4 separate regions of the Mus musculus genome follow, and regions 1, 2 and 3 are each linked to region 4. The links are chromatin loops, found by intact Hi-C in ENCODE. Cell type or tissue: heart. All regions are shown on one strand. Links, peaks and the distances in the headings refer to the core of each region. The heading gives the core; the rest is flanking DNA. Region 1 overlaps Fbxo17 (F-box protein 17). Region 2 has its middle 8.9 kb from the start of Sycn. Region 3 overlaps Pak4 (p21 (RAC1) activated kinase 4). Region 4 overlaps Gmfg (glia maturation factor, gamma).

Region 1 (7,356 bases), core at 1,428-6,427, 280 kb before region 4:
ATCGGATCCCATTACTGATGGTTGTGAGCCACCATGTGGTTGCTGGGAATTGAACTCAGGACCTCTAGAAGAGCAGTCAGTGCCCTTAACCACTGAGCCATCTCTCCAGCTCCCTGTTGGCCTTTTCTTGAATGTAGCCTTCCTTTACACAAATGCTGGAAATACAGACATGGCCATGCCAGGTTCTCTCTTACTCTTACACTATTTCATGTCTTGCTACTCCTCTTTCCTCCTATCTCTCCACACCCCCAACTCCCACAGTGCTGAGAGTGCAATTCTGGGCCTTGAGTGTGCTAGCCAGTTATTCTATCATTGAGCTGCACCTCAGACCTGCACTGGTGAACTTAGGTAGTGGTTCGACAATTGAGCCTGGCCACACCAGGCTCCTTTTGCCTCTTTAGAGTAAAATTTGCCCCTCATCCCACTTAGCCATGTACAGCAGTGCATGTATCCATGATTCCAGAACATTCTAAGTTCTAGATCAGCCTACTGAAAGTCTCTAAAATCAAGATCCAAGAACAAAAAGTCCATAAACACCTACACCTGTGCTTTCTGCCCTCAGTAGTATCTCTTGAATCTGTTTCCTTCCTTCCTTCCTTCCTTCCTTCCTTCCTTCCTTCCTTCCTTCCTTCCTTCCTTCCCTCCCTCCCTCCCTCCCTCCCTCCCTCCCTTCCTCCCTCCCTCTCTTCCTTTTTTCTTTCCTTCCTTCCTTCCCCTCACCCCCAAGACAGGATTTCATGTAGCCCAGGATACTCTCAAACTTGCTATGTAGCCAAGGCTGACCTTGAACTCCATCAGCCTTCACCTCCCACGTGCCGGTATTATAGGTATGTATCACCATGCCCAGATGGTGAACCTTTTCTAAGCACGCTGTAACGTCAAGGTCCTCAATGACTGCAGTGATGCAAGGTGAGTGTTCTCTGCTGTAGCCATCAGCAGCGTTTCGCTGTCGTCACCTAGGTTCTAGGAACCTTCTCATTCTAGGCTTCTACCGGGGTTCCTCACTGGAGGCTGCTCTGATGGCCTGTCAGAGATGACCTTTGAACCTTAGTCCTCATCAGCTGTCACCTGCACCACCACCATCTCCTGGCTCTGTGCTTCCTTCCTCGTAAGCACTCAGGTAGGGGAAACACTTGGGTCAGGTGCTGTCCTGTGCAGCTCAGAACCCTCCACAACTCCCCGTTCTCAAGCTAATGGCAGACTCCTCTCTGAGGGCCGTAAGGTTTCACACTATCTGCCCACTGTCTCTCTGTTCTCCTCTCACTCAGGTATTCACTTAAAGGTGGCCACGTCTCTGAGCCTTTCCCTGGCTGCCTCCTTTATAATTGTGAGGCCTCACCACCAAACTACTCCCCCCCTTTTTTAAACTTTTCTCTAAAAAAAATTTCTTTTTCTTGCCAAGTGTGGTGGCCTAGACCTTTAATCTCAGTGCTCCTGAGGTAGAGGTAGACAGATCTCTGTGAGCTTGCACCATCCTACTTTACACAGTGGGGTCCAGACCAGCTAGGGACTCAAGAAGAAAAGGAGGAGGAAGAGGACAGACAGACAAATGGGGCTGAACCAATGGACCAGGGGACAATAGCACTCACTTCTCTAGTAGAGGACTGATTCAATTTCCCAGCACCTACATTGTGGGTCACAACTGCTCTAACTCCAGTTTCAGGGGATCTGACACCCTCTCCTAGCTTCTGAGGGCACCATGCATACGCGTGTTACACAGAAAAAGAAGAGGGGTAGGGGGCCTGCAAGACTGAGCCAAGCAAAGCTTGAATCCTGTCTGCTGCATGTAGGAACTCCAGGTCTCTCTGTGGGGATGCCCATGGTACATCGCTCCCACAATCTGGAGGCTAAATGTCAATCACTGGCTGAGACCAGTTTGGGTGGGGGAAATCAGATACTGTCTGCTTGTCACTCAGCTACTGGTAAGAGAGTCTGAGCTGCATGTTTGTTGGCTGGTTATTTTTGGTTGGCATGGTAACTGGGGATGCTGCTAACATTCCATCTGCAAAAACCTATGACTGTACATTCCAAAAAGGACTATGATGATGGTACTTGCTCTCTGACACGTAACTCCATCAGTCTGCGAGTCACAAGGCCTCAGTCACTGGAGAAGTGGCACTGCCAAGGGATTTTCCAGGTGGCAGTCTAAAAATGCCTCTGACTCCCTGTAGAGTCACGATCCCTCTTGGGAGTCCTAGATCGTTGCTAGGTAGTTAACAACTGGCTAGGTGGGGGTCGGAGGGTGGGAAGACTAATGTTTATAGCCTTGGTTGTTGCCTGGGGTATGAATCACACAATTACACTGCCCAGCTGAGGCCCCAGGGCTGTGAAGTTGGAAAGAGATACGCGCAGTTTATCCACTTGAGCTGGTGCAAGCTGGCCCCAGCACATCCCGGCCGGTGCCAGCTGCTGACATTTCAGCTGGCCACTTGAGGGTGCTGTGCTGAAGACAGCAGGGATTGGCCAGCTGGTTTAGCATTCCCAACACGGGGACCAACATAAAAGCCATCATCCTGTGACCCAGACTCCTCTTCCATTTTGTAGCAATGACATATGAGACCCCTGAGTGTGGGCCAGTTGGCTGAGTTCAGTTAGTTCCCAGAGCATTAAAACAACATCATTATTTATGCAACCATCTATCTTTGTCCTCCCACTCCAAATCCAAGGTGTTTTTGTTTGTTTGTTTGTTTTTTACCTTTTTAAAGGGGTGTGCATGCATGGGTGCAGGCATGTTTGAGAGAGAGAGAGAGAGAGAGAGAGAGAGACTATGTATTCCTGGCTGCCCTGGAACTTGCTAAATAAACAATGCTGTTAATTCACAGAGATCCACCTGCTTCTGCCTTGGGAGGGCTGGGATTAAAAAGTGCTTGGCTTTTTAAAAGTTTTTCTTTTCTTTTCTTTCCTTTTTTTTTTTTTTGGTTTTTCGAGACAGGGTTTCTCTGTATAGCCCTGGCTGTCCTGGAACTCACCCGGCTTTTTCTTTCTTTTTTTTTTTTTTTATAATTACATCAATTTCAATTCTCTTCTTTCGACATGTGGATCACGGGGGATCGAACTCAGGTCGTCACGTGTGTCACCAGGCACCTTTACCCACTGAGCCTTGTCAGCCCTCAAGTATTCTAGAATCCGATGGTAGTTTTTGTTTTTGTTGATGTTGTTATACAGGGTCTCACTCTAGTGCAAGTCGGATTAGAATATGCCCTAGCCTTAAGCTTTCTAGGATCACGGCACTGAACTGCTGTAGAACAGGTCAATGAACCATTTATTGAACTAATATTAGGCCTTTAAAAAAAGGCCTTGAAGTCTTTTTTTCCTCTGATGGCTACCACGATGCTACAGGTTTCCAGTAGGGGGCGCTGGAGGAGCGTGGCAGGCGGCTGGGCTTCTCTGCGGCATGCGCCTGCAGGCTCTGACGCATCTATGGCATCACCAGGATTCTCCAGCGCCTGGCTCCTGCCACGTGTGGCTGGCACTACCATCTCGCTCCAGACACTTTTCTGTATGCGTTTTTGTGTGGCCTCCGACTGGATATGCACTTCCGGTAAAGCCAATTCCAGCCTGGGGCTGCTGTCTTTTTAATTGTTCTTCCTTTTGATTTCTTTTTTTCTGTTCCTTTAAATGTTTACCTTTAACACTTGTTTATATAGTGCGTGTTGTGTGCATGTAGATGCACTTATGCTAAAGCATGTGTGTGCAATCAGAGGAAAGTTTGCAGGTGGTAGTTCGTCCCTTCTACCCAGTAGTTTCTGAGGATGAACTCAGGTTGTCCAGCTTGCTGGCAAGTGCCTTCCCCGTGAGCTATCTCAGTGGCTCTTCTTGGTGTTTTTGAAGTAGGTTCTAGGCAGCCAAGGCTGGCCTTGAACTTCTTATCCTTCTGTCTTTATCTCCCAAGTGACGGGATTAAGGCTGTATGGCACCTCATTCAACTCATTTTTCACTCCCTCCATAATTTCCTGTTCCCCTCCTCCCTTTCCTCCCTCCTTTCCTTCCTTCCATTTCTTAGTAATGGTCTCCCTATGTTGCTCAGGCTGGCCTTGAACTACCGGGCTTAAATTACCCTCTTGACTCAGTTTCCCAGGTAGCAAAGAATACAGACATGTGCTTAGGCACACACACACACATATAATATAAGATGATGTTTTAAAAATAATTATTTTATGTGAATAAATGTCTTGCCTGCACGGATGTAATGAGTGCACCACATTTGTGTCTGGTGCCTGAGACACAAGTCATCCGAGGGCATTGGGTTTCCTAGAAAAGACATTAATCATGATTGTGACCATGTCAGTCCTAAACAGGAGCAGAAGGTGCTATTAATTACTGAGACATCTTTCCAGTTCCCAAAATGATGTTTTAAGTGTGTGTGTGTGTATGTGTGTGCATGTGTGTGTGTGTGTGTGTGTATGTGTGTGCATGTGTGTGTGTGTGTGCGCACATATAGAGATAAGTGGACAGCTTGCAGGCGCTGGTTCTCTCCTGCAACACGGGCTCTGGGGATGAAACTCAGGCTTGGTGGCAAGTATCTTTACTGGCTGAAATGTAATAAGAGTTTTGGTTTCTTTGAAAACACAGAAGCACTATGGGAATATGGTTTCCTTTCACTCCCAGGTGTAGCCTATGGCGCTGCTTCAGACTGTCTTTAGCAGCTGGCTACAATTTGCCTCGTGCTCTCGCAGGGGTGTGATTTTTGCCATCAGCAGATAGTTTTTGTGACTGTATGACATTTGGAATTCTGGGGAGTTATCAGAGGGCATATGAAAGCCGAGAGCAGGGGTGGGTTGTTTGCTGTTGTCTGCTGTTGCTTGTTGTTGGTTACTGTTTGTTAAGTAGTTGTAAGGGAAGAAGAAAACAAGAAGAAACAAGATATCCTGACAGTGAAGATCAAATTTGCCCCAAGGAACTCAATGCCCCTAATCAGCAGGAAGTAGTCTAACTATAAGTGCCCCCTTTCCTTTCTTTCCCTTTTCCCTCTCCTATTGAAAGTTAGGGGGTTGAAAGGTAGAGAAGAGTGGAAGAAAGAACTCACAAAGTAGCTAAAGACAGGCTACACTGAAACACCTTGCCAGCCTGTTTGTTTTCTTTGTTTTGTATTGGTTTTCCTGAGACAGTCTTACTATTGTTGGTCTTACAGCCTGGGCCTAAGTGCAGAGATCACAGGTCTGTGCCCTTGATCTCAAGAGATCGGCCTGTCTCTCTCTACCTCCCAACCACTGAGTCGCTCCTGTTACTCTTCATAGCTCTGAGACATCAACAATCATGGTTCCAATGACTACGTGATTCCAGGCTCCTGATTGGTCTCTGGTTGACACATACCACTCAGTCCCTGAATCTGGCTTCTTCCTTCCAAACAAACAGCTAACAGCAGATCATCCACATAGTTGGATGGAGCCATCAGCTCCACTCCCCTTTTCTTGCTGAGTCATATGTCAGTGACCAGATGAACCACAATCTGTTTGTTTTATCCACTCACCTTGATGGGCACTTGAGCTGCTCCCCACTTGGAGCTGTTATGAATGAAGCTGCTATGATTGTTCATGTATGAAGGTCTATGTAGGCACAGGTTGCATTCTCTTGAGTAAATACCTAGGAATGGAATTATTGGGTCATAAAGTAAGTATGTATTTCACTGTACAACAAAACAGTCAAGAGGGTTGGAAATATGACTCAGTGGCTTGGAAAGATGACTCAGTGGCTGCTCTTCCAGAGGATCTGGGTTCAATTCCCAGCACCCACTTGGTAATTCACAACCACCTGTAACTTCATTTCCAGGGTATCTGATGCCCTCTTCTGGCCTATACGGGTACTGTAATCATGTGGCACACATACATACATGCAAGTTAAACACCCATACACATTTAAAATTAATTAAACTTAAATAAACCTTAGTTAAAAAAAAATCCATTGTGTTGGCCAGCCAGTGATGGTCTGGGGCATGGCTCAGAGGTAGAGTGTTGGCCCAGCCTGCCCATGACTATGGAGTCATACAGGGCCCCATAAGGAAATAAAGAGAAATTAAAGCTTTTAGTATAAAGGGAAGCTTAAGATGGCTGTAAGTTTATGTATATGGGCCACAAAATGAAGGGGAGGAGAGATAAGGGAATTTAATCAGTTAACAGCTGCAGGCAAAACCAATAGAAAATCATTCTGTGTTCAAAACAAAACAAAACAAACAAGCAAACAAAAAACATTTGCTGTGCATGAGTGTGCATGCTGTAGTGTGTAGGTGTGGAAGTTGCATGACAACTGGGGGAGTCTGATGCCTCCTTCCGGCACACAGGGTCTTTACCTGCTGAGCCCCCCACCCCCTGCTTCCATTCTGCATTTTTTCCAGACAGGGTTTCTCTGTATAACAGCCCTGGCTATCCTAAATTCGATTTGTAGACTAGGCTGGCCTAGAACTCATTTGCCTCTGCCTCCCCAGTGCTGGGGTTAAAGGCGTGAGGCACCAAGCCTGGAGTATTCTGCATTCTTTAATGTTTTCATATCCCTGGCTGGCCTAGAGCTTCTGCATACAGTAGGAACTTGGAATTTAAGGTACATGTTAGTAGACAGTACTCTCTACAATGGATAATTCAAACTCTGGGCACTGTAGCATGTTGCTTAGAGTTCCCCCAACCCAGTAACAACCTAGGACTTCTTAGGATGGTATCCCAACCCTAAACTTTCCATTCACCATTGTCTGCCTGTTTAGAGCCAGAGAAGATTCCAGAAGGCTTTTGTGCGCATGCTTGCACTAGCCTTGTAGCTGGTAGTTATGAAATTCATACCGGGACCAGTCCTGCCCTGGCTAACAACCACAACAACTCAACAAGCACATATATTACACACAGCCCTCCACCTTAGAAGTTTCTATGTGTTTTGTACTTTGCTGTGCTGGCGATCCAGCCCAGGACCTTGCACCTGCTGGGACATCTAGACCAGGGAACTCTGGCCACACCCTCAGCCTCCCAAGAATTCTGACTGAACAGAAAAATCTAAGAAAATCAAAACTATGACTGCAGGTTTTTGTTTGTTTGTTTCATAAACTACAAGAGAAAGGAATAAAGCTAGTTTTGGCTCCTGAAGAAACAAAGCCAAAATAAAACATGGAGTCCTCTGTCTTGGCAGTATTAGGCATTCTCACAGGGGCCATTACTGGACAAAGATTACCTTTTCTACAAATGGTGCTGGGATGATTGGAAATTATTTTTTAAAAGGTTTATGTATTTATTTTATGTATATAAGTACACTGTAGCTGTCTTCAGACACACCAGAAGAGGGCATCAGATCTCATTATGGATGGCTGTGAGCCACCGCATGGTTGCTGGAATTTGAACTCAGTACCTTTGGAAGAGCAGTCAGTGCTCTTAACCACTG
Region 2 (7,356 bases), core at 1,394-6,393, 86 kb before region 4:
GTTGGCTTTTTTTTTCTTTTCTTCTTATTTTTAAAGAAGTGTTAAATACTCTTTATTTGATATCATACATAAACCACAGCAAATGCCTTTCAATAGTAAAAGGCAGCATCCTTGATGTAGGGGATTCTAATTAAAACTGCACTGTCAAGCATAGACAGTTGCCTCCTGGTGGTTAGCCATGGCCTGTAAGAGGTCAGTGAACACAAACTGAAACACGGGTGAGTCTTCTTGTTTCTGAGACAGTGATAGAATGTTCCCAGTGTTTAAGCATATTCATATGCCCAGTTATATAAATCTAAGTATAAAACCATTTAGTAGGTTTGAGGTGACATGCCCATATTTATGGAAAGTAAAACATTACTAATTAAGTCCAATCCTATCTTGAGAAAGGGAGAGCAGTGGTAGCATGTATAAAACTGGAACTGTTGCTTTAAAAAAGACCGTACCCACTTTATGACAAGTCAGTTTCACTTAAATCAGGACTGTCCAACAAGAACATTGCTAGCCATTCATGATCTGAATTTGGTGTATGAATTAAATTATGGTATACATTAAAAGCCATGAGACATTTGTTTTGTAATAAATAAGGCAGTGGAATTACTCATTAGCAGCCTTTTTAAGATAAGCTATTAGGTCTTTCTTTTCTCCCGTCTTCTTGATTCCAGCGAAGATCATTTTTGTTCCAGGGATGTACTTTTGGGATTCTCTAAATACTCCATCAAGGAGGGTGTCCTCTCCCCAGGTGATGCCTCTGTTCTTGCTGGCATCTGTGTAAGAGAATCCAGCAGCCTGACCTGTCTTCTGCCCAAACAGACCCTGGAGATTTGGTCCAGTCTTATGCTTGCCTCCCTTTCTCACAGTGTGGCACTGGGCACACCTCTGAACAAAAATCTTCTTGCCTTTTTCAACATCACCCATTTTTAATTTGCTCCGGGCTGGTCAACACCAGGAATGTTCGGACTCGAAGACAGACGTCCTGCTCTCCAGCCCAAGGACACGCCGGCCTGCACCTATGTCTCTTTTTTTCTTTTTAAAAATTTCCATGATACGCTTTGATTAGTAAAAGAAACCCTCTTTTTAGATCTCACAACCTTGATTCGACATTTTTCCAGCAGCCCAGAGAAAAGGAGACATGTGACACCACCCCTGGGAGAAAAGGGAATGTGTCTCATTCAGAGTAATCATTGTACATGAATGCCATTATGGATGGCACAGGGTTTAAATGACAAAGCTGGAGCAGGAAGATGGCTCAGACAGGAAAGTGCTTGCTGACGATCTAAGTTCCATTCTTGGAACCCAACCACACATGGTGGAAGGAAAGAGTCCTAACGGTGTCCTTTGACATCCACAGACGTTGTCATGGAGTGTACACTCCCACGCACAAACATATGCTCACACACAAATGAAATACACACAACGTACATATGAAGCCGGGTGTGGTGGCATACACCTTTAAACCCAACACTGAGGAGGCAGAGTTCTAGGCTAGCCTGGTCTACATAGTGAGTTCTAGGCCAGCCAGGGCTACACAGAGAAACCCTGTCTCAAAGTGTACGGGTGCACTAGAGAGACAGCTCAGATGCTGAGAGCACCTGCTGCTGCTCTTCATGACAACCCTGGTTCAATTCCCAGCATCCAATTGGCAGGTGACAGCATCTGCAACTACAGTCCCAGGGGATGTGGCCCACTCTGTTAAAAATGCACATGTGTGGTTACAGACATACATACAGGCAGGACACACATACACATAAAACAAAGTAAAAGGAAAAAAGGTTTGTCTTTGTTTTAAACGAAAGATTCTATTTGTTTGCTTTTATTTTATGTGCGTTGGTGTTTTGCCTGCTTGTACGTCTGTGTGAGAGTGTCTAAGCCCTGGAACTGGAGTTGCAGACAGTTGTGAGCTGCTGAGTGGGTGCTGGGAATTGAACCCTGATCCTCCAGAAGAGCAGTGAGTGCCTTTAACTGCTGAGCCATCTCTCCAGCCCCAAAAAGTTTTGTTTTTTTTAAATGTAAAAGAAAATGTTGAATGTGTTTCACGCAGACAGAAAAACATGCAAATCAGCCCTGAGCACGCCAGGCCATGGGTAGCCACGATTGCTGAGGGATGGCAGGTACCCTGGGGACTTGTTTCCTCAGTCACTCATTGCTTAACCAAGGGGACAGACCCTGAGAACTATGTCCTGGAGTTGTGCAAATATCACAGGTTGCTCACACGACTGTATTTTTTCAGATCGGGTCTCTTACTGAAGCTGGAGCTCACCACCATGGAGGTCACTGTGTCTGGTCAGTGACCTTCAGGGAGCTGCCTGTGTCTCTCTGCCCCTTCTTCCTCCCCCCAGCACCGATGTCACAGAGCACCAACGTCACAAGGCACCGCCATCACCTAGCTTTCTACTCATGCCCTCAAATTTGTGCAACAAGCACGTTTCCCACTAAGCTATTTCCCCAGTTCTCATGTTTTGTTTTTCAGACAGGACCTCATAGCCCCGGCTGGCCTCAAACTCACTATGTAGTTGAAGCTGGCCTCAAAGTCCTGATCCTCCCGCCTCTGCCTCAACTGCTGGGATGATAGTTGTAAGCTATTAAGCTGGATCTTGGAGGGCGTCCATGTGTGCGAAGGAAGAGACTCTCAGGCCTCTGCTCCTGTGATAACTAGTTCACTCCCACTCAGCCACCTTCAGCCATTCGTGATGGTGACACAGTCATGACGTTGCCACCTCTCACAGGCCTCGCCTCGCAATACTGTTGGTGTGACAGATTTCCACAGGAGTTTTGAAACCACTGCAGATGGCAGCTGTTGGGGTAGGGATCTCTCAGGAGAAATATCACAGACACGGCTGTCATCCCGTAGTCGGTTTTGATGGCTCGGGTAGGTTAAAATTCATTTTGATTGGAAGCAATAGAAACCCACTCAAACTAGCTTAAGTGGGGGGATGTGTACTATAAGGGGAAAGGATGTGTTAGAGACTCTGACAGAAACATTTTGGCACTGACTTGTAAAGTTGAATATATGCAGGTTCCAGAAGTCAGTAACTATACTCAGGTCGGTCACGAAGAACCCTCGCATGGCACAGGAGAGGAGAACCGACGCACATCAGTTAATCCTAGCACTTGGAGTAGAGGCTGCCGGATCAGGGGTTCGAGACCAGCCCTAACTCCACAGTGAATTCAGCAGGGGCAGAGAAGATCTCCTAGCCTCCCAAACTAAGAAACAAACTTTTTTTTTTCTTGCCTCTAGTTTTACTTCTCATCCAGTGCTGAGGAGTGGGCTGGACCCAAGGTAGCACACGTGCATTGTATTGTAAACCATTCTTTGTAAACCACCCACTTTGGAACCACAGATAGTTGGAAGATGGCTTGAGACATTGCTGCAGGCCCAAAACTACGGGGAGTTGCTACGGAAGAACACAGACACATGCCGGAGTCATCCCCCAGACACACAGACTGGGCTCTGTGACCCAGATGTGGCCTCACTCCGGACAGCTCATTAGCTCCAGCTGTTAACTGCTGCTGCCGTCACAAGTGGGGACAGATCCCGTGATGTGGCTGTCAGAATCCCTTATGATACTCTCAGCCATTCTTTCATGTTCAGCCTTTCCCTCTCCCTCATTATTGTGTGTGTGTGTGTGTGTGTGTGTGTGTGTGTGTATGCGTGTCTGTCTGTCTCACTGTTGTTATAGAATAGGCCTCAGAACAGAACAGCTCTTATTTTTTAATTATTTATTTTTATTTTATTATTATTTTTTTTTTGTTTTTTGTTTTTTCGAGACAGGTTTTCTCTGTATAGCCCTGGCTGTCCTGGAACTCACTCTGTAGACCAGGCTGGCCTCGAACTCAGAAATCCACCTGCCTCTGCCTCTCAAGTGCTGGGATTAAAGGCATGAGCCATGACTGCCTGGTTTATTTTTATTTTTATTTTTTATTTTTTTGTTTCTGTTTTTTCGAGACAGGGTTTCTCTGTATAGCCCTGGCTGTCCTGGAGCTCACTTTGTAGACCAGGTTGGCCTTGAACTCAGAAATCCGCCTGCCTCTGCCTCCCGAGTGCTGGGATTAAAGGCGTGCGCCACCACACCCGGCTTATTTTTATTTATATGAGTACACTGTAGCTGTCTTCAGACACACCAGAAGAGGGCATCGGATCCCATTACAGATGGTTGTGAGCCACCATGTGGTTGCTGGGAATTGAACTCAGGACCTCTGGAAGAGCAATCAGTGTTCTTAACTGCTGAGCCATCTCTCCAGCCTAACAGCTCTTATTTTTATCAGAGCCATTGTGGCTACGCAAAGACACCCTCAAGGTCAGACTTGTTCGGCCAGCAAGATGGCTTAGTGGGTAAAGTGTTTGTCCCCAAGCTTAATGACTAAGCTTGTGCCCTGGGACCCACATGGTTGAAAGAGAGACATGACTCACACAAGTGGTCCTCTTACCTCCACACACACAAGCTAAATTACTATATTATGATATAATATAATATAATATAATATAATACAATATAATACAATATAAAAAATACAGAGCAAGCCAAGCATAATAGCATTTAACCCCAGCATTCAGGAGGTAGAGGCAGGAGGATTACCAAGTATTCCAGGCTGGTCTGATCTACTTGGTGAGTTCTAGATCAGCCAGGGCTACACAGTGAGAACCTGTCTCAAAAATTAGTTAATCAATTACCATTGGAAAGAGACCAGGCCTGTTGACTGTAGACCTTCCCCCAGGGAAGGAGAGTGTGGAGGCCATTAGGTCCCTGCCTGAGATTCCAGCTGCTCCCTCCTGCATACCCCTCCCTTGTCAGTATGGAATCTGTCAAGTGCTCTCATGACCTTGTCTCAGGAGGTTTTTAGAATACATAGAGTATGAAAAGTAGCTAAAGAGGGGGTCTTCACCTGTAGGAAGATGTATGTCACCCTTCTATGTGGGGTGACACTCTGTCAGGAAGGCAGCTTGGGGATCGGATCACCTATGATCTCTTTAATCCCAAGAAACATATTGGCTCCCCAAATTGGACTTTGGTCTGTTGTTGGTGTCCCATCTTGGAGAAGCAAATGTTGTTTCTATCCTGAGTGAAAAGTTCACTTAAGACATATACACACACATACACACATATACATACATACACATACATACATACATACATACATACATACATACACATAACACACATATACACATATGTCCCGACCCACAGGACAGTCGAACAGGGACTTGAGGGGACACCTGGAAGAGAATGGGGGACAAAGGAACACAAAGAACAAGCAAGACAAGCGGTTCTGTTCAAGCTGACAAATTTTTATTTTTCCCACACAGGTTATATACTCATAGGAGCAGGAAGGGTGGGTGGAGGGGGGTCACTTTGTCTCTGGGTAATGCACCTATTCCCAGGAACAGGATATTGACTGGGTAAACAGTTCAGCAGGAAGATCAGAACAGAATGGGTTATCAGGCACCTATCCACAAGACTTATAGCTATTTGTTCTTGCCTGACTTCAGGATCTATGTCTATTTGTACTCAGCTGGGCTAGTGCTTTCCCACAAAGGCCAAGACTTTGTAAGTAAGCACTTATGGCTGACAAGGCAGTTAACATTCAAACAGGGTCGCTCCCAACACACATACATATGCACACGCATAAACACATTCATATTCATGCATACATATACACACATACATATATACCCATGTACATACTCATATATACACACTCATACATATATGTATATATACATATATACACACATATACATACTTACATATGCACATATGCATACACACAGTCATGTACACACATTTATATACGCATGTACACATACATACATACACACATATATATATATACACACACACTGAAGTTGAGGAAGTTCTCCAGTGTTACATGTGTTTACACAGTCATGACACAAACAAGCTCGATGTCACACAGATATACTTGTCACTGTTCGGTTCTCAAGAGTCTAGGGTCATAAGTATAAGCATCTGGGGAGCTTTGCAAGCGGTAGAGACCTGGATCCAGCAACCCTGGGCAGGAAAGGCTGCCATAAAACCTAAGCCCCTGGAGTAACAGGCAACAGAATTCAAGACATACATTTCAGGTCACAGTGGAGCAAGGGAAAATGGTTAAAAATGACAGAGACCTCCAGGCAGCCGAGGGTTTCCTTTGAGGACAGGGCTGGCTCAGGGCCTGCTGGGGCTCAGGGCTCCCAGGCACTGCAGATCCTAGTCCTGTCCCCAGACTCACCTTGCTCTGGGCCTCCTGGAGCCTGTGCATCTAGGAAAAGAGATGGTGGTTCCGTAGGTAGAAAATGAGAGCTCTGAGCGTGAGCTATGGCAGAGGAAGGAAGCTCTACTGGGTAAAGCCGAGACACGGTGACCCAGGGCTCAGGATTTTTACTGTTCCAGAAGTGGTTGTCATGCAGAGTTGGAAGGGGCCAGTGCATGTCTGTGACGGCTTGAATCTGAAATGTGCCTGGTGCTGAGAACCAAAACCAGGTCCCCTGTAAGAGCAACCTCTGTGTCTGGGGGTGATACCTGCCTAGCTCCTGCCTCCCTCTCTGCTTTTCTGGTCTTCTGTGATGTGAACAGGCTGGACGACATGCTGCTACTGCCCCCAAATGAATTGATCTGATATGTTGCCCTTTCCACAAGAGTGGGAGGGGCTGGGTTTGGGGAGTTCAAAGTGGGGGATTAGGGACTGGGGGGCTAAAAACCCTGAATCTGCACACCAAAACAAAGCCTTGTTTCTTTAAGTTGTCTCTATCCAGAATAGTGGTCACAGCGACATAAATTAGTGAATGAAAGGATATCGCCCAACTCCCTGCTTCCCAGGACCTTCATAGCCTTGGCCATCTCAGACTGCAAGGCTACGGGGCACCTCTACACCGGGGCAAGGAGACAGACACAGGTGAGGGTTCCAGATGAGAACAGCTGTTGGGAGGAAAGAAAACAAACAAACAAACAAACAAACACCCAGGGACCGGGTAGGAGGAGCAGAGGAGAGGGCACCAGCCTGGTCAGGGAGGGAACAGGTAGGAGCGAGAAGATTGGGGGTGGGGTGGGGAATGAGAGAAGCAACTGTGCATGGCCAACAGAGGGCAGAGTTGAAGCTAACTTCAACTCACCCGAAGCTGCCGCAGAACCCCAGGCTCTGGGAAAGGGAAAAGCCACACGTGACAGCGCCCACTCTTGTTGAAGGGTGAGGACACAGATTAGCCCCCGCAGGGAGAGAGGTGACTATTATCCCATGCAGAAGGGAGGAAGGTTCACCCTTGCAGAGAAGTGAAGGTTAAGCCCTTGCAGAAAGGGTATAGATTAGCACCCACAGGAAGCATGAAGTTAGCTCCAAAATGCCCTGCATCCCTTGGATAAA
Region 3 (7,356 bases), core at 1,377-6,376, 120 kb before region 4:
TAAAATATAGTCATTTTTAGTGTGTATCCTTGGCTGGAGGGAGCTGCTGGCCATACTGCTCCATCTGTATCTCTTCCGTGGGTACTCAGTCACCCCTTTACCTCCAGGGTCCAACAAGATTCCCCAACACTGGCCCAGAATAGCCCCTACTCTGAGGTCTCTGGAAGCCAAGGGGCTTGTGTTGGTGACTCTCCAGGGCCGCAGGCTCCTTCATAGTGAGCATGTCAGCTCTAGAACCCCATGGCGTACATTGGTGGGGGGACAGGGTTTCAGGCATCGTTTCTGGGACCAGCTTGTCTCACCAGAGATCCTGGGAGGAGGTCCAGGAAACCCATTTCTGGGGCAGGCTGGGGTAGGAGGTGAAGTCCAGCACAGGAGAGGAAAGATAAGGTGTGGGCCTGGCAGGTAGAAGCATCATGGGGGCCCAGACTAGCTGCACACAGTGCAAGCTAGTAAGAGGCCAGCCTGTTGTGTTCACCTTCCTGGGTCAAACCTTGGCAACCTCTGACTGGTTGGGTGCCTGGACAAAGGAGTCTGTTTCCACACCAGACAATTGGGATAAGGTGCCTCCATTGTAGGGCTGTGCGTATATCACAGGGCTGAGCATCATTGGCTGGATCTGCGCCAGAAGCAGGGGCCATAGGCCCTGGGAGAAGTGGCCTACTCTCATGTCTGCTCTGGCTTTGCCCATGACAAGTGAGAACCTTACTTAGGGCATGGGGCTCACAGTGGCTCTCCTGCTGGGTCAGGAACAAAGGGTGAGAGATACTGGGACAGTGCTTCTAAGAGAGGTGGCACACAGTAGGTGCACATTCCTGCTGGCTACTGTTCTCATGTAACTAGCATTGAGGATTTACTGCCTAAGCGTCAGTAAGAGTTGGCTCTGAGCCAGACCTTCAGTGCCTTGCTTGTTTTTCCTGTGACTCCTTATAAAAGCTGCTGGAAGCAGCTTCTGTCGTCACCCTCCCAACAAGAGGAAACTGAGGCATAAGAGTGGAGTCTTTCCCTAGGGTCACTCATTGAGCTTCCTGGCATGAGCTGTGGGCTGGGTCTTCACAGATATAGAAATCAGGGCATATAGTGCTAGCTAACTGTCAGCTGGGGGTTGAGGCTTGGGCTGCAGGGCTCTGAAATTCTGAGCTGGCCTGGGAGACCCATCCCAGCCACGAGATGCCTAAAAGGGCCTGGGTGGGGCCTACACCAGGTCATTATAAACACCAGTTCCTCTGTTTGTCCTTCCCTCCATATGCTGCCCAGAGGAAAGGGGTGGCCCAGGCAAATATCCGGAGGTGTGCCCTTCCGCCCCTTCTCCTGCAGGGTCACAAGTGGCTGCAGTATGCAAGGTGGCTTGGGGCTTATGGGTGGGGGTAGGGGTCTGTGTGGGGGAGCATGGAAAGGCACTGCTGAAAGCTCTCCCACCTTTTCCATTCTGAGCGCTTCCCTATGCTTAGTGAGTGGTCACATGCACTACCACCCCCTATACTGCCAAATCTGGGAGCTGCTTTGGGGCTCCCTCGGTGTGGGAGGTGGGAACTGAGAGTAGAGCCAAGAGTTCAGGGTGGATAGCAAGCTAGACACGGAGGACAGGGAGCCGCAGGTCGCAGCACAGGCTCCACGCTGTGCCAGGCAGCACAAGGTGTGGCACTGTTAGAGTTGTAGAGACAGGCGTAGCGCCAAGGAGGGCTGGGTAGCCCTGGTGCAGAGGTCGGGGTGCTGGGACAGGCTGGACAGGAAAGGCTGGGAGGAGGGCAGCATGTTGCAGTGCTGGTTCTGAGGCAGAGAAGGCTGGAAGCCAGAGGTGCCCATTCTGCCCTAGCTGTCCCAACCCTCAGCCACAACCCCTGGACTTGGATCAAGCAAAGAAACTAAACCAGCTGGGAAAGTCCTGTCCAGGCCCGGGGCTGGCCACCTGCTGGCCCCTTGGGACCAGTTGAGACAGGTTGGCTGCTGCGTCCCCACCTGCCTCTCTCTTGGCTTGGCTGCCAAACCGGTTTCCCTGGCTGGCTGCCCATTAATGTCCTTCTTGTAGGCTGAGCCAGTGACTCCCAAGAAAGAGAGCCATGCCTGGAGAAGAAGAGAGCTGCCCCCTGGACACTTGTCTGTAGCCACTTCCCCAGCAGAGTCTCACTGGGGCTGGGTGCTGGTTCTGTGTCTGCCCACCACCCTGCCAGGTACTGAAGAGCCAGGTGGGACAAAGATGAAAGTCCTCTGACACCCTTTGGTCCTTTGGGCCTTCACTCCTGAAGCCTCCTATAGGAAGCCTCCCTTAGCACACCTGCCATCCTTCCGTGGTTGGTAGCACTTTGTGGGCCCAGTCCCTACCAGTGTACACTGTCACTACCTAGGGACCGTCTGCCCCAGGTAGACCCTAGTGGGTCATAGGCTGTCTAGGTTGTTCTCGTGTCCGACTATCAGCCAGAGTAGAGTGGGTGTTAGTGATTGAATGACTGATAGATCTTTTCTTCCTGTCTTACAGATGAGTAACTCAAAGCCTCAGGAGGAGACGTCACCCACGCAAAGGTGCTTCTAGCCCAGCCAGCTTCAGACCAGGTCTGTCGGACTCCAGGCTCTTCCCACAGGGCCTGTCTCTCCAGCATAAGGGGCTGGTCCCAGGCAGGGAGGGGCTCAGTTGCTTCATCACCCAGGACTCAGGTAGTGAGAGGCAGAGGATTGTTGGGAGGCTGCCTAGTGTCCCTCATTGCTTGATCCTCTGTGGGGTGCCACCATCATCCTGTCCTTCAGCTAGGATGGACCCCAGGGCCTCCCGCCTACTCTGCAGTTCTCTGCTGCTGAGCTGCAGCCCCAGACCTTTTTATCATTTTATTTTGAGACAATTTCACCACGTTGATCAGAATAGCCTGAATCCACTCTATCTCGGCAGAGCTTTGAGCTTGCCATCCTCCTGCCTCCTGAGTAGCTGGGATTGCGGCTACTGAGCCTGTGCTCCTGGCTCATCTTTTGATTCTTTGTTGTTGTTGTTGTTGTTGTTGTAACTGTTGTTATTTATTTTTAATTTACTTTTTAAAAATGGTTATTAGTCTTTAAAGTTTATGTGTATGAGTGTTTTTGCCTGCATGTATGTCTGTGCACCACATGTGTTGCTAATGTCCTTGAAAGTCAGAGGGTGTCGTATCCCTTAGAAGTGGAGTTATGTCCAGTTGTGAGCTCCCATGTGGAAACTGACCCCAGGTCCCCTAGAAGAGCAGCCAGTGCTCTTACCTGCTGGGCTTTCTCTCCAGCTCCCCACTCCCTTTTTGAGATAGGCTCTAACTAGCCTAGAACTCACTTATGTAGACCAGACTGGCCTTGAACACACAGAAATCCACATGGCTCTGCCTTCGAGTATTGGGACTAAAGTGGTATGTCACCATGCCTGGCTCACCCTTGGGTTCCTGACTGGCCTTTCCTGGGTATTTATATAGTACCCAGCTGAAGACCCAGGCCCTAGAGACAGGAGAATGTCCCAGTGTGGAGAGGCATTCCATTTGTCTGTAGCCAATGGCTGGGGTGGCCAGACTAGAGGTGGGGACTGCTCACTGGTGCCCAGAGGTGGGACTAGGGAGACTATGGATGGGCGGGTGTAGGCACTGCTATCATTACTGGGGTTGGAGGGAGACAAGAGGCACTACACATAGGAATAGCAGCAGGTTCCCCGAAGGTGAGGGCATCTGAAGGTGAAGTGATGGCCAGCAGGCTGTGTTAAACACAGGAAGGGGAACTGGAGGAGGGGAGGGAGGGAGCTCCTGGGATGATAGGCAAGGGGAACTGCCTGTGCAAAGGCCCTGCAGTATGAAAGCTGCTGTGAAGGTGATGGGCCACAAGGAGCTGTGGCTCTGAAGAGAGGACAGCTGGGCTGACCCTCTAGTTGCTCAAGAGGAACCCACAAAAATAGCTGCTCAGAGGGCCCAGGAAGAGTCTGCTGCCCCCTGCTGGTATATGAGATATCTGCTGAACCAGCCAGGGCAGAAGCAAAGAATTGGAGAAGGTTTGAGTGACAGATGACCTGCCACTGATCCCACCTCCCTTGGTGCTTCCTTCCTACAGGTGCCTGTAAGAACTCAAGCCACCCCACTGTTCACAAACTCTGTGCTAAGGCCCTGGAACCATGTTTGGAAAGAAGAAGAAGCGGGTGGAGATCTCAGCCCCATCCAACTTCGAGCACCGTGTACACACAGGCTTTGATCAGCATGAGCAGAAGTTCACAGGGCTGCCCCGCCAGTGGCAGAGCCTGATTGAGGAATCAGCACGCAGACCCAAGCCCCTGATCGACCCTGCCTGCATCACGTCCATCCAGCCTGGAGCCCCCAAGGTAGCCATCACCACACCACTTTAGCCCACAGCCCATACTGCCAGAATGGCCCAGCCCTTCAATTGCTCCTGGCTTCTTTGCAGAACCTCCCACCTCTGTAGCCCAGTGGTCGGCCTTCCACCTGCCAGTACAATCCTGGAAGGTCAGCTTCTGACTTCCACTCCTGCCCCAACACCACAACACTACACATTCAACCTTGGTCTCCCAGTGCTTCATGACATGGGAGACAACATGGGAGTGCTCCCAGACAACATCCGGGCTTGGCTAGGGGATGCCTAAGCTGCATTCCAAGGTCCAGGAGCAGCTGAGGCAGATGGGAGCAGGGCAGCAGCCATTCAGTCTTATCATCCTGAGCAAATTGTCAGTTGGAGTGAGACTTGAGGTTTAGATCCAAGATCCTCACACTTCCCCCGCCCCCGTGTACAATGTGAGAATTGTGGTCTCACTGCCTAGGCAGGAACTACAGCCTTGCAGGCCTAGTGGTAAGAGTGCCCCAGCTGGACTCATGCCATGGGTGGTGGGACCCAGAGGAGTACAGCCAGACGTGTCCCCACTTGGTGGAGTTGGGCGTGCCTATGGTCAGCAGGCTGGGTACCCGGCCCTGCAGCTGATTCATCCTCTCCCAGTGACCAGCCAGGGTCTGGCAGGAGAGAGGCAGCGTCATCAGGGCACCCACAGCCGTGGTGCTTGGGTGGAGGCTGGGCTCTTTCTGGTTATTTCTGTGGCCCCGTAGGGTCATGTGAGAGCTTTGACTTCTCTCTGTTGCCTAGAAAGCCCCTCTTGTCATCTGAATCTGTATGGGCTTTTCATGCCCCAGGCCAGCTGGAAGCCAGTAGCAACTGGTTATGAAGTAGGCCCCTCCATAGTCCCCAGACAACCCACCCTAAACACTCCCATGACCCAATGAGCTTTGTGGTCATTTCTCACACATTGTGTGTCCCCAAAATTTCACCACTGCTCTATGCACCCTTGTGTTTCCACACCTTTCCACAGTCCTGCCAGGGGAAGGACACTTGTCCTAATTCCCGTGCAGGCAGGCACCTTAGCTGGGACTGCCTAGATGACAAGCTTCCTGACCACTGACTCAGGTTCTAATAGCAGAGCCTGGCAGGTAGCCCCTGAAGGAAAAAAGAAATGAAAAAGGTAAACATGCCTGCTCCTAGGTGTGGTGGAGGAGGTTATTGTGGGTATGAGGGAGAGCACAGCCAGAGGCAGGGGCATCTGGAAGAGGCCAGAGTGGACATGACTCTGAGCCAGGTGAGGAGAGGGGGAGGGAAGAGCCAGGAGGCCAGGAGGGTAAAAGGCAGCAGAGTCAGCGCAGCCAAAATGGCTGGATTATATAGGGAAAGGCAGCTGGGGGAAGGCAGTCCAGGGGGAAGCAGTGGATGCCGGAAAGAAAGACCCTGTAACAGGTAGGGACTGAGGGATGCTGGGAAATGCTAGAGGCCTGGTCTGCTTTGATATGTCAAATAGGCACCTCAGCCATTTGTCCTGGGTTTGAAACCTAACATCCATCTTTCTTGACTCCCTGGACAAGGCCAGGCTTTCAGGCAGACAGCCAGGGCCCACAAGAGGCTGGGACCACAGCATGCCATTAGGAGCCTTATGGACTCCAGGTCGTTCCCGGGAGCTCAGTATAAACTCAGCCTCAGAGACTATCCAGGCAACTCCCCACCTCTCCTTCTTGCCTTCCTCCTCCCTTCCTTCCTTCTTTTGCAAAGTACCTTGTTCTTGGTGTGGACTCTGATCTAGGTCCAAGACCTGGTAGGCTGTGAATGGTAGAACAAGTGCTCAGCCCCGGGAAGGCCACAGGGTAAAGCAGCATCCTGGGCTCACAGCCTAGTCCGCTGCAGCAGGCCTACAACCCTGGTTCTCAACCTGTGGGTCACGACCCACATAGTGGATATTTACATTACAATTCATAACAGTAGCAGACCACAGTTATGAAGTGGCAATGAAATAATTTTGTGTTTAGGGTCATCACAGCATGAGGAATGGTCGCAGCATTAGAAAGGCTGAGAACCACTGTTCTAGAAGAAAAAAGGAAAGAGCCGGAGACTTGTGGGCTGGCATTTAAACTAGGGGTTAGCAAGTCCTCAGAGAAGGAGGTTTTGATCAGAGACCTCTGGGAGGGGAGTGGGACAGCCATGGAGACATTTGGGAGATGTAGGGCAGGGCAAAGAGCTGATGGACACACATCCAGTGTATTGGAGGAACCGCCTGATGTGCCCAGTGCTCAGGAGGAGCCAAGAAGACCACACCTCAGTGGGGCAGGGAGAGTGGAGGCTTGGTGGTTCAGGGCATGTTTCAGTTGACGCTTGCCACACAGCTCCCAAGCCTCCTAGCTTTAGGCTGTGGGCTTTCTATTCTGCGCCACATCCTCTGCCCTAGGGGATCAGAGCTGCGTGGTTTGAGGGTTAATGATGCTGGCAGCCTGCAGGGGAGGAAGTGCTGAGCCAAGCGGCCTGTAATTTGCAGCTCTTGGGGGCTGATTATAGGCTGAGTTCTCCTCCCTCACCCTAGTCCACAGGGCAGAGCTTGCTGCCAGGCTGGGAGCCAAGGAAAGTCAAGAGGCACTTGTTGGGGGAGCACCAGAGTGGGTGGTGGGCGTGACAGCAGCTCCTGGGGCTCCCACCCATCATCACAGGCTATCACCTCACCTGTCTCTGTCTTGTTTCTGTGTTGTATTGTCTTTCCTGTGTCGGATGCACGACCTGTGTCCCCTCCTTCCTGGCCCTACCCTGCCATTGCCTGGACCCCAGACCATCGTTCGGGGCAGCAAAGGTGCCAAGGATGGGGCTCTCACTCTGCTGCTTGACGAATTTGAGAACATGTCGGTGACGCGCTCCAACTCCCTACGCAGAGAGAGTCCACCACCACCTGCCCGTGCCCACCAGGAGAATGGAATGCTGGAGGAGCGGGCAGCCCCGGCCAGAATGGCCCCTGACAAAGCTGGAAGCAGAGCCCGGGCCACAGGCCACAGTGAGGCAGGCAGTGGCAGTGGTGACAGACGGCGGGTGGGGCCAGAGAAAAGGCCCAAATCTTCG
Region 4 (7,356 bases), core at 1,150-6,149:
GAGCACCCAGGTTCAAGTCCCAGCACCTATGTGTGGTGGCTTACAATTGTCTGTAATTCCAGTCCCAGGGGATCTAGCATCTTCTTCTGACCTCCACACGCACCAGAAATGCACATAGTGTGCAGACACACAGGCAGGAAAAACACTCACATGGACAAAATAATTTTAAAAAGAAAGAAAAGCCAGGTGATGGTGCCTCCTGCCTTTAATCCCAGCACTCAGGAGGCAGAGGCAGGCTGATCTCTGAGTTCGGGTAGGGAGCTGGAGAGATGGTCAGCGGTTAAGAGCACTCACTGGCTGCTCTTCCAGAGGACCCTGGTTCAATTCCCAGCACCCACATAGAGGCTCACAACTGTAACTCTAGTTACAGGGCACCAGACACCCTCACCCAGACATGTGTGCAGGTAAAACACCAAGGCACATAAAAGAAAAATAAATAAATTATTAAAAACAACGATAAAACAATAAAAATAAGGTGAGCCACTCCTGAGAAACAACACCTGAAGTTGACCTCTGCCTTACACACACACACACACACACACACACACTCACATGTGTGCACACGTAGCACACATAATGAAGTAGGAGAAGACCTGCAGCAAACAAACGAGACAGATGTAGCACTGATTCTAGGGCATTCAATTACGAAGGCTCTCCTCTGACTATCCCTATTTTACAGATGAGAACCACTGAGGCAGAGAGGTCTAGTCACTTGCCCAGGGTCACACAGTAATAAATGGCAGCATAGCATGTGCATGAAGAGGAAGCACACATAAGCATCCAAAAGAGGGGTGACATTGTCCCTGGACTGGAGGTGTGGGCAGAGGGGAAGGTAACAGGAACACATAATGGATAATGAGTGAAGAGCCTACGATGCAGAGGTAATTGAAAGAACTAACCCGAGCCCTACTTCCTGCAACACATCTTCCAACCTCATGACCTCATGACCTAGCCTATAATTCCTCACCTAGGCCCTACCCCCAATTCTGGCCCCACCTGCTTGCTGCCTCTTTTTTTTTTTTTTTGGTTTTTTGAGACAGGGTTTCTCTGTGTAGCCCTGGCTGTCCTTGAACTCACTCTGTAGACCAGGCTGACTTCAAACTCAGAAATCCGCCTGCCTCAGCCTCCCAAGTGCTGGGATTAAAGGCATGTGCCACTACTGCCAGGGCTACCTGCTGCCTCTTAAGCCCTGCCCTAAAGCACAAATCTAGCTCTGTATGGCAACCTGGCCCAGAATTTGCTGTGTAAACCAACCTGGCCTTGAACTCAGAGATATCTGCGGGCCTCTGCCTCTCAAGTGTTGGGAGTAAAGGCGTGCGCCACCACGCCCAACCTGAAACTCAGGATTCTTACTCTTCTTTGGTTTTTCCAGATTAGGATTTCTCAGTAGCTTTAGCTGTCCTGGAACTCACTTTATAGACCAGACTGGCCTCCAGTCCACAGAGATCCGCCTGCCTGTGCCTTCCAGGTGCTGGGATTGCAGTCATACCCGATCACTGCACCTCCTCCACCACCACCACCACCACCACCACCACCACCACCACCACCACCACCACCCACTTCGAGACTTAATTATAGTATTTATCCTAGGTTCCACCCACAAGTCTAAGCCCCACCCACTAATGCCTAAGCCACACTCTGCATTTTTGCCTTCCTGCCCAAAGAATACACACACACACACACACACACACAAATACAATGTAATAAAATACATCAAAATTTTAAAAAGTAAATAAATAAGTTAACATCAGGGTGCTGGTACTTCTTAAAAGACTGAACCCATCGAACCACCCCTCCGCCCCTTTGGTTAGTCTTTGCTTTCCAGATTTGCTCTTGATTGGGCGAGTCACCTACATGGTCCTTTCTGATTGGGTTATTTGCAGTTCTACCCGAAAAGCCAGTTCAACTCTGAAGGATAGTGAGGATGGAGGGGGAAAAGAAATGGCTGTTGAGTTCTTGCATAAAAAAACCATAGTGTGGTCTTTGGGCCTGGGATAGTCTATGGCTTCACCTTCTGTGCCTCGGTTTCTTTGTCTTCAGAGTGAGGTTAATTAAACTATGCCCGTATGGTGCCCACAGATCCTTGACTCGTAGGAAGCGCTCAGTGGGAGAGTTAGCTGTTATGCATTTGAGGTTGTGACTGTTGTGACAAGTTCCATGATCTCGGCAAGCCAGCGGCGGTTGCTTGGCCTCGATGCCTCTTCTTATCCCCAGACCTCTCTTTCCCACCTCCAGCCATTGGGAACTGAGGCTGTGATCAGAAGAAACATAGGTGGGGTGGAGCCTCTAGCAGGGCGGAGACAGCTTGATCCACATGTCCCAGAACATGGAAAGCTAAGGGCATTTCTCCATAGCCCAGTTTAGAGATATTCTATGCAGAACTTCTCGACAAGGGTTTGTCTTGACTGGGGATAAAAGAACACGGATTGAAGGGGGGAAGAATCTGAAGGCTGAGAGGGAGAGGCAGGGTTAGAATTCCCTTTTAGGCTCGTCTAAGAGCACCAGGGTTGGGGGAGGGACAGCCCAGGCCCAAGGTCACTGTGTCATTGTTACCATGGCAACGGCCACCTCTCAACGGGGAACCTGGAAAGAGGTGGAGGGAGGGAGTTCCAGGGGCCTTGGGTGTGAGGATTGAGGAGCCATGGGAGACACTGGGAGAAGCAGAGAAAGTATGATTCATCTTTGTGGTGACTGCCCATCTCAGAGCCCTGTATGGCTTGGGTGCTCAACACATGTCCTTCAAAGAGAAACAGAGGTTTGAGAAAATTCAATGCCCTGATGTGCCAAGAAAAAAGAAAGAAAAAGAAAAAAGGCTAGCGTATAGGGAGTATCCTTTCCCTGACTCTTCAAGCCCTCTGGGGCTCACTGAGAGTTCTGAATTCTCTCTCCCCACAGTCCTGGGCCTTCAAGCTTAGCAAAACCTCAAAACATCCATCCCTCAGCATCCTCCTGAGTGCCTGAAGCAATTACATTTTGATCTTTTGACATCTTTTGGCCTTTAAATTCTTCCTATCTGAGGGCTGAGAAAAGTAGCATTTGGCGCCAAAGATGCCTTCTTGTCCCAGAGCGGGGGAAACAGGTGGAGAAAAAGGGTGCCCGCGCTCTCCTCTCGAGGGTCTTTATCCCCTTAGGCGTGACCCTTCATTGATTCAAACATTTCTCCAAATTCCTTAAGGGGACCCAGGCCACCTTCCATCCAAGGAAACCCCATAGTCCCCCCTCCCTTGGTTTCTGAGAAACAGGTGTCTGTTCTCCTGGGACCAGCTTGGTTTCGCTGGAAACGTCCGCCCCCTCCCGGCCAAAGTTGGAACTGTAGGGACTGTCCGGCGGCACCAACAAAGAGGCTCAGATTTTGCAGATACCATGTCGTTATTAAGTTCCTGAAATTTTAACCTTTATTTCGCTCTTGGATGTTCATATCCTATCAATCTGAGCCTTCAGAAGTAAGGATTCCAAATCCCTGGCTCAAAGGTCAACGAAAGAAAGCTAACTTTTCCTTAAGCCAGGTCTCGGTGAGGTCGTCTGTGGTGCGGATTTCAAACACCTGGATAAAGAGCAATCGGCATTATGATCCAATGAGGATTCCTAACCCCCTAGGAATCAGGAGTCCAGATTCCAGCCATCCTCCTCCAAACCCAGGAGTCCGTACCCCAGTCCTCCTACTAGAAACCCAGGAGTCACCCTCCTACTTTGTTTGTCAAGAAGCCCTCCTGCTTCAAATCCAGAAATCCCAGCCTCCATATCCCTCCTTTCTCAGACCTTGGAGTCCAGGCCCATCCCACTTCCCTCAGACCTGAGGATCTAGGCCCAGCCTTTCTCTCTGGGGTCTAGAATTTACCCCCAGCCCACCAACCCCAGGGGTCCAGCCCCTGGCTCCCTCCCTCAGACCCTCAGGTTGCCCAGCCCCTCCAGAGCCCCTCCGGACCTTGGTAAGCTCCGCCGTCTGCACCAGCCTGTTTTTACTTCCTGCGTACATCATCTGTTGTTCAGGCTTGCAGCCTGTGTGAGAAAGGGAGATGGATGTGGTGGGGAACGCGACATAACTGGTAAAGCTCTAGGAATGTCCAGTAGGCACAGAAGGTCCTTGGAGGAGGACCTTGAAAGTCATCCGTCCTCAAGAGTTTCTACATTTGTTTGGGAGCTTCAAGTGATAGTGAGGGTCTCTGGGAGAAGAGTCAGAAGCCTGTCAGGGATTTCCAGGTAACATGAACAGGATTCCATGAGTTCTTGACGAATCTAAATGCCTGCCTTCACTTCTCAGCTCCCACGTACAACGCACCCACCCACACACACATTCACATGATTACTCTTTTTTTTTTTCTTTTCCTTAGACAGGGTCTCGCTATGTAGCCAAGATTGATCTTGAACTCACTGTGTAGACAAGACTGGCCTTGATTTCACAAAGATCTGCTTGCCCCTGCCTCCTGAGTGCTGGAATTAACAGCTTGAGCCACCATGCCTGCCTGCCCGACTTGTTCAGATTAGTTGTCGTTTAGTCGGGCCTGGCATCAGCTTCCCAAGTTCTGTGCTGAGATCACAGTTAGAGCATGACCATGCCTGGCTATGGTGTGTGTGCGTGTGCGTGTGTGTGTGTGTGTGTGTGTGTGCGTGTGTGTGTGTGTGTTTAGGGAGAGTTGTTTGAGACAGAGTCTCTATGTAGCTCTGGCTGTCCTGGGACTTGCTATTCACACCAGGCTGATCTCAAATTCACAGAGATCTGCATGCCTCTGCCTCCTGTGTGCTGGTTTTAGAAGGTGTGTGCCACCATACCTGGTTACTATTGACACCTCCACAGTGACACACACACACATTCACACTCACTCACACACTCACAAACGCACACTCATAACACAGCCATGCACACTCAACACACTCTACATTCACATTCACAAACACACACCCAACACACACAGACACACACTCACAAACACTCTCTCTCTCACACACACTGCTCCAGAGAATCTAAGACACTGTCCTCACCCACGGGGCTGGAGAAGATGAAGCACAAAGGATAGGACACCCTGCCGTCATCATGCACGTACTTGTAGCTGTAGACCACAAACCTACGGAAGAGAACGAGACCTGAGAAGCTGCGCGATCGATGCTCTGAGTTCACATCCTTAAATCTGGGGCTAGGCCCGGGACTTCCCTATCCCAGCAATGGGCCCTGAGGGCTGGCTCAGCAGTTGCATGCTGGGTGCCTGACCCAGGAGCTGGAACTGCATGTGAGCCAAGGTGCTAAGTGCCACAATCTGATCGATTGGACTTCACAGAAAAGACAAACTGTAAGATAAAACTCTAAACAAAATCAGCATCGAACCCCTTCTGGGAGGGGAGGTCCCCTTCTGGGCCCTGGCTCTTTGCAGTTGTCAAAAGTCCCTTTCTTTTGGGGTCTGAGTCAGGATGAAAGATGTGAACAGACCAATTTGAGTCAGGCAGAGTGGCACAGGCCTCTGATGCCAGTACTCAGAAGGCTAGAGCAGGAGGATGGAAATCAGACATTAGAGCATAGAGCTGTAATCCCAAGTGCTTGCGAGGCAGAGGTGAAACGATTGGGAATCCAGGGCTGTTCTTGGGTGTATATTGAGTTCAGAGCCAACCTGGTATACAGGAGACTGCGTTTCAAAGAAACAAGAGGGTCTAGAGAGATGTCTCTGGGGTTGGGTACTTTTTGTTCTTAGGTAGGGGCTGCAGGTCAGTTTCCCAGGACCCAGTGTCAGGTGGCTCCCATAGACACACGCACATAAATAATAAATTAAGTCCTCTTTTAAAAGGGGAAGTGCTGGAAGAGATATTTCAGCAGTTAAGAACCATTGTTGCTCTTACAGAGGACTGGGTTCAGGTTCACAAAGTTGCTCACAATGCTCTGTCACTCCGATTCTAGGGGATCCAAAACCCTCTTCTGGTTTCTATGGACATGAAGTGCATAGACATGCATGAAAACATGCATACTCATAAATTAAAAAAAAAAAAAAAAACCTTTTTTGAGACAGGAGCTCACTATCTTGGTTGCCCTGGAACTGTCTTTGTAGACTAGGCTGGCCTCGAACTCACAGAGATCCAACTGCCTCTGCCTCCCAAGTGCTGGGATTAAAGGTGCATGCTACCACCACCTGTCCTTAAATTTTTTAAAATGCTCTCCTGATTTGTCTACCCCTTAAAAAATTATTGGTATAAGAGGTGAAAAGATGTCTCAGTTTTTAGAAGCCCTTGCTGCTCTTGCAGAGGACCTAGGATCCATTCCCAAGCCCCACGTGGTAGCTTAGTACTCCAGTCACAGGAGATCTATGATGTCTTCTGACCTATGCAGGCACCAGGCACGTATGTGGTAGCTTAGTACTCCAGTCACAGGAGATCTATGATGTCTTCTGACCTATGCAGGCACCAGGCACGTATGTGGTACATAGTCATAGCTGCAGGCAAAATACTCACGGACATAAAACAAATAAATGGCTCTTTAACATACTAGTGAAAATTCTGCAATAAAATAATATTATATCAACAAAAGTTTCTAGACTATGACTTCTTGGCTTCAAACACAGAGATCTTGAGCCCATAAAGAGAACTAGAGCCCAACAGTCCCCCAGTTTATAGGTCTGTCACCCCCTACCCATATTCCCCCACTCTACCCCTTCCCCCCATATACCTGGGCTGTCTCTCTGGCAATTCCAACTTAAGTTCTTCTGGGGAGATGTTCTGAGGCAGAGAGAAAGAGACAGGGAACAAACAAATGACTGTCATTTGGTTTATTAAATGATCACTTAAAAACATGCAGAGACATTTTGCTAAGAAGAAGTGCATGTGGACTCATTGAGATTTCTCAGAACCCTTATGGGAAGGTCTTATTATGCCCACTTTGACAGCTACAGAAACTGAGGTCCGGCAGTGTCAAGGGACTTGCCCCACATTGCACAAGATAGTAAATGCCAGAGTTCCGATTTGAATCTGCATTCCCATGGTAACCGCTTTAGTATACTTCCTTTTAGGGGGCCTAAGGGAGCTTAGCTCTTCCTGGTCAATACCCTTCTCTGCCAAACAGACTTAGCTCCAGCAGGAAGGAAGGAAGGCTGTTGCAGACGGCAAAGCCACAGTGGGAGGTTTATCCAGTTATATAGGGTTGCTAGTGGCTTTGGGCTACCTTATCTAAAATGAAAACTTTTTTTTTTTTTTTTAAGCTCTAGGACCTGGCTCTACAGGCAAGAGCTCTGTACAGTTGTCCTCCCAACCTTTTCTTTTTATTTAACTCCTGTGCTGGCTAGTTTGTGTCAACTTGACACAAGCTATAGTCATTCAAGGGGAGAGAACCGCTATTGAGAAATTGCCTCCATTAGATCAGATTTAGGTCAAGTCTATAGG

The links. A loop is a pair of places that touch in the nucleus more often than their neighbours do. Peaks named below come from ENCODE experiments on the same cell type or tissue, not always from the same donor. Only the 100,000 strongest peaks of a DNase experiment are listed, where the experiment ranks them.
Region 1: it touches region 4 in a loop (4-fold over the local background); 19 of 42 quality-filtered maps call a loop at or near these places.
Region 2: it touches region 4 in a loop (8-fold over the local background); 30 of 42 quality-filtered maps call a loop at or near these places.
Region 3: a loop joins it to region 4, with 10 times the contacts of the local background. A loop is called at or near these places in 3 of 42 quality-filtered maps.

Annotation. Positions count from the first base shown.
Region 1 is chr7:28,722,842-28,730,197 of GRCm38, reverse strand. It overlaps Fbxo17 (F-box protein 17), which reads right to left. Exons shown (of 7, transcript NM_015796.2): 2 at 5,471-5,583. Among named protein-coding and RNA genes, the nearest start is that of Fbxo17, 9.7 kb to the right of the region's middle. In heart, for the core only: CTCF peaks have their summits at 2,420 (motif pointing right), 3,350 (motif pointing right) and 5,774 (motif pointing left); no DNase peak of the experiment used is centred there; H3K4me3 peaks cover 277 bases.
Region 2 is chr7:28,528,334-28,535,689 of GRCm38, reverse strand. It overlaps the pseudogene Gm19880. Among named protein-coding and RNA genes, the nearest start is that of Sycn, 8.9 kb to the left of the region's middle. In heart, for the core only: no CTCF peak of the experiment used is centred there; no DNase peak of the experiment used is centred there.
Region 3 is chr7:28,564,987-28,572,342 of GRCm38, reverse strand. Pak4 (p21 (RAC1) activated kinase 4) reads left to right here. Exons shown (of 10, transcript NM_027470.3): 2 at 2,477-2,550; 3 at 4,045-4,309; 4 at 7,072-7,356. The coding sequence starts at 4,106. Among named protein-coding and RNA genes, the nearest start is that of Mir7049, 7.7 kb to the right of the region's middle. In heart, for the core only: a CTCF peak has its summit at 3,932 (motif pointing left); DNase peaks (open chromatin) are centred at 1,632 and 3,902; H3K27ac peaks cover 1,391 bases.
Region 4 is chr7:28,442,560-28,449,915 of GRCm38, reverse strand. It overlaps Gmfg (glia maturation factor, gamma), which reads right to left. Exons shown (of 7, transcript NM_001039192.2): 4 at 6,647-6,696; 5 at 4,981-5,063; 6 at 3,926-3,999; 7 at 1,686-3,544. The coding sequence ends at 3,473. Among named protein-coding and RNA genes, the nearest start is that of Gmfg, 5.3 kb to the right of the region's middle. In heart, for the core only: a CTCF peak has its summit at 3,297 (motif pointing left); DNase peaks (open chromatin) are centred at 3,265 and 5,135; H3K27ac peaks cover 270 bases; H3K27me3 peaks cover 1,156 bases.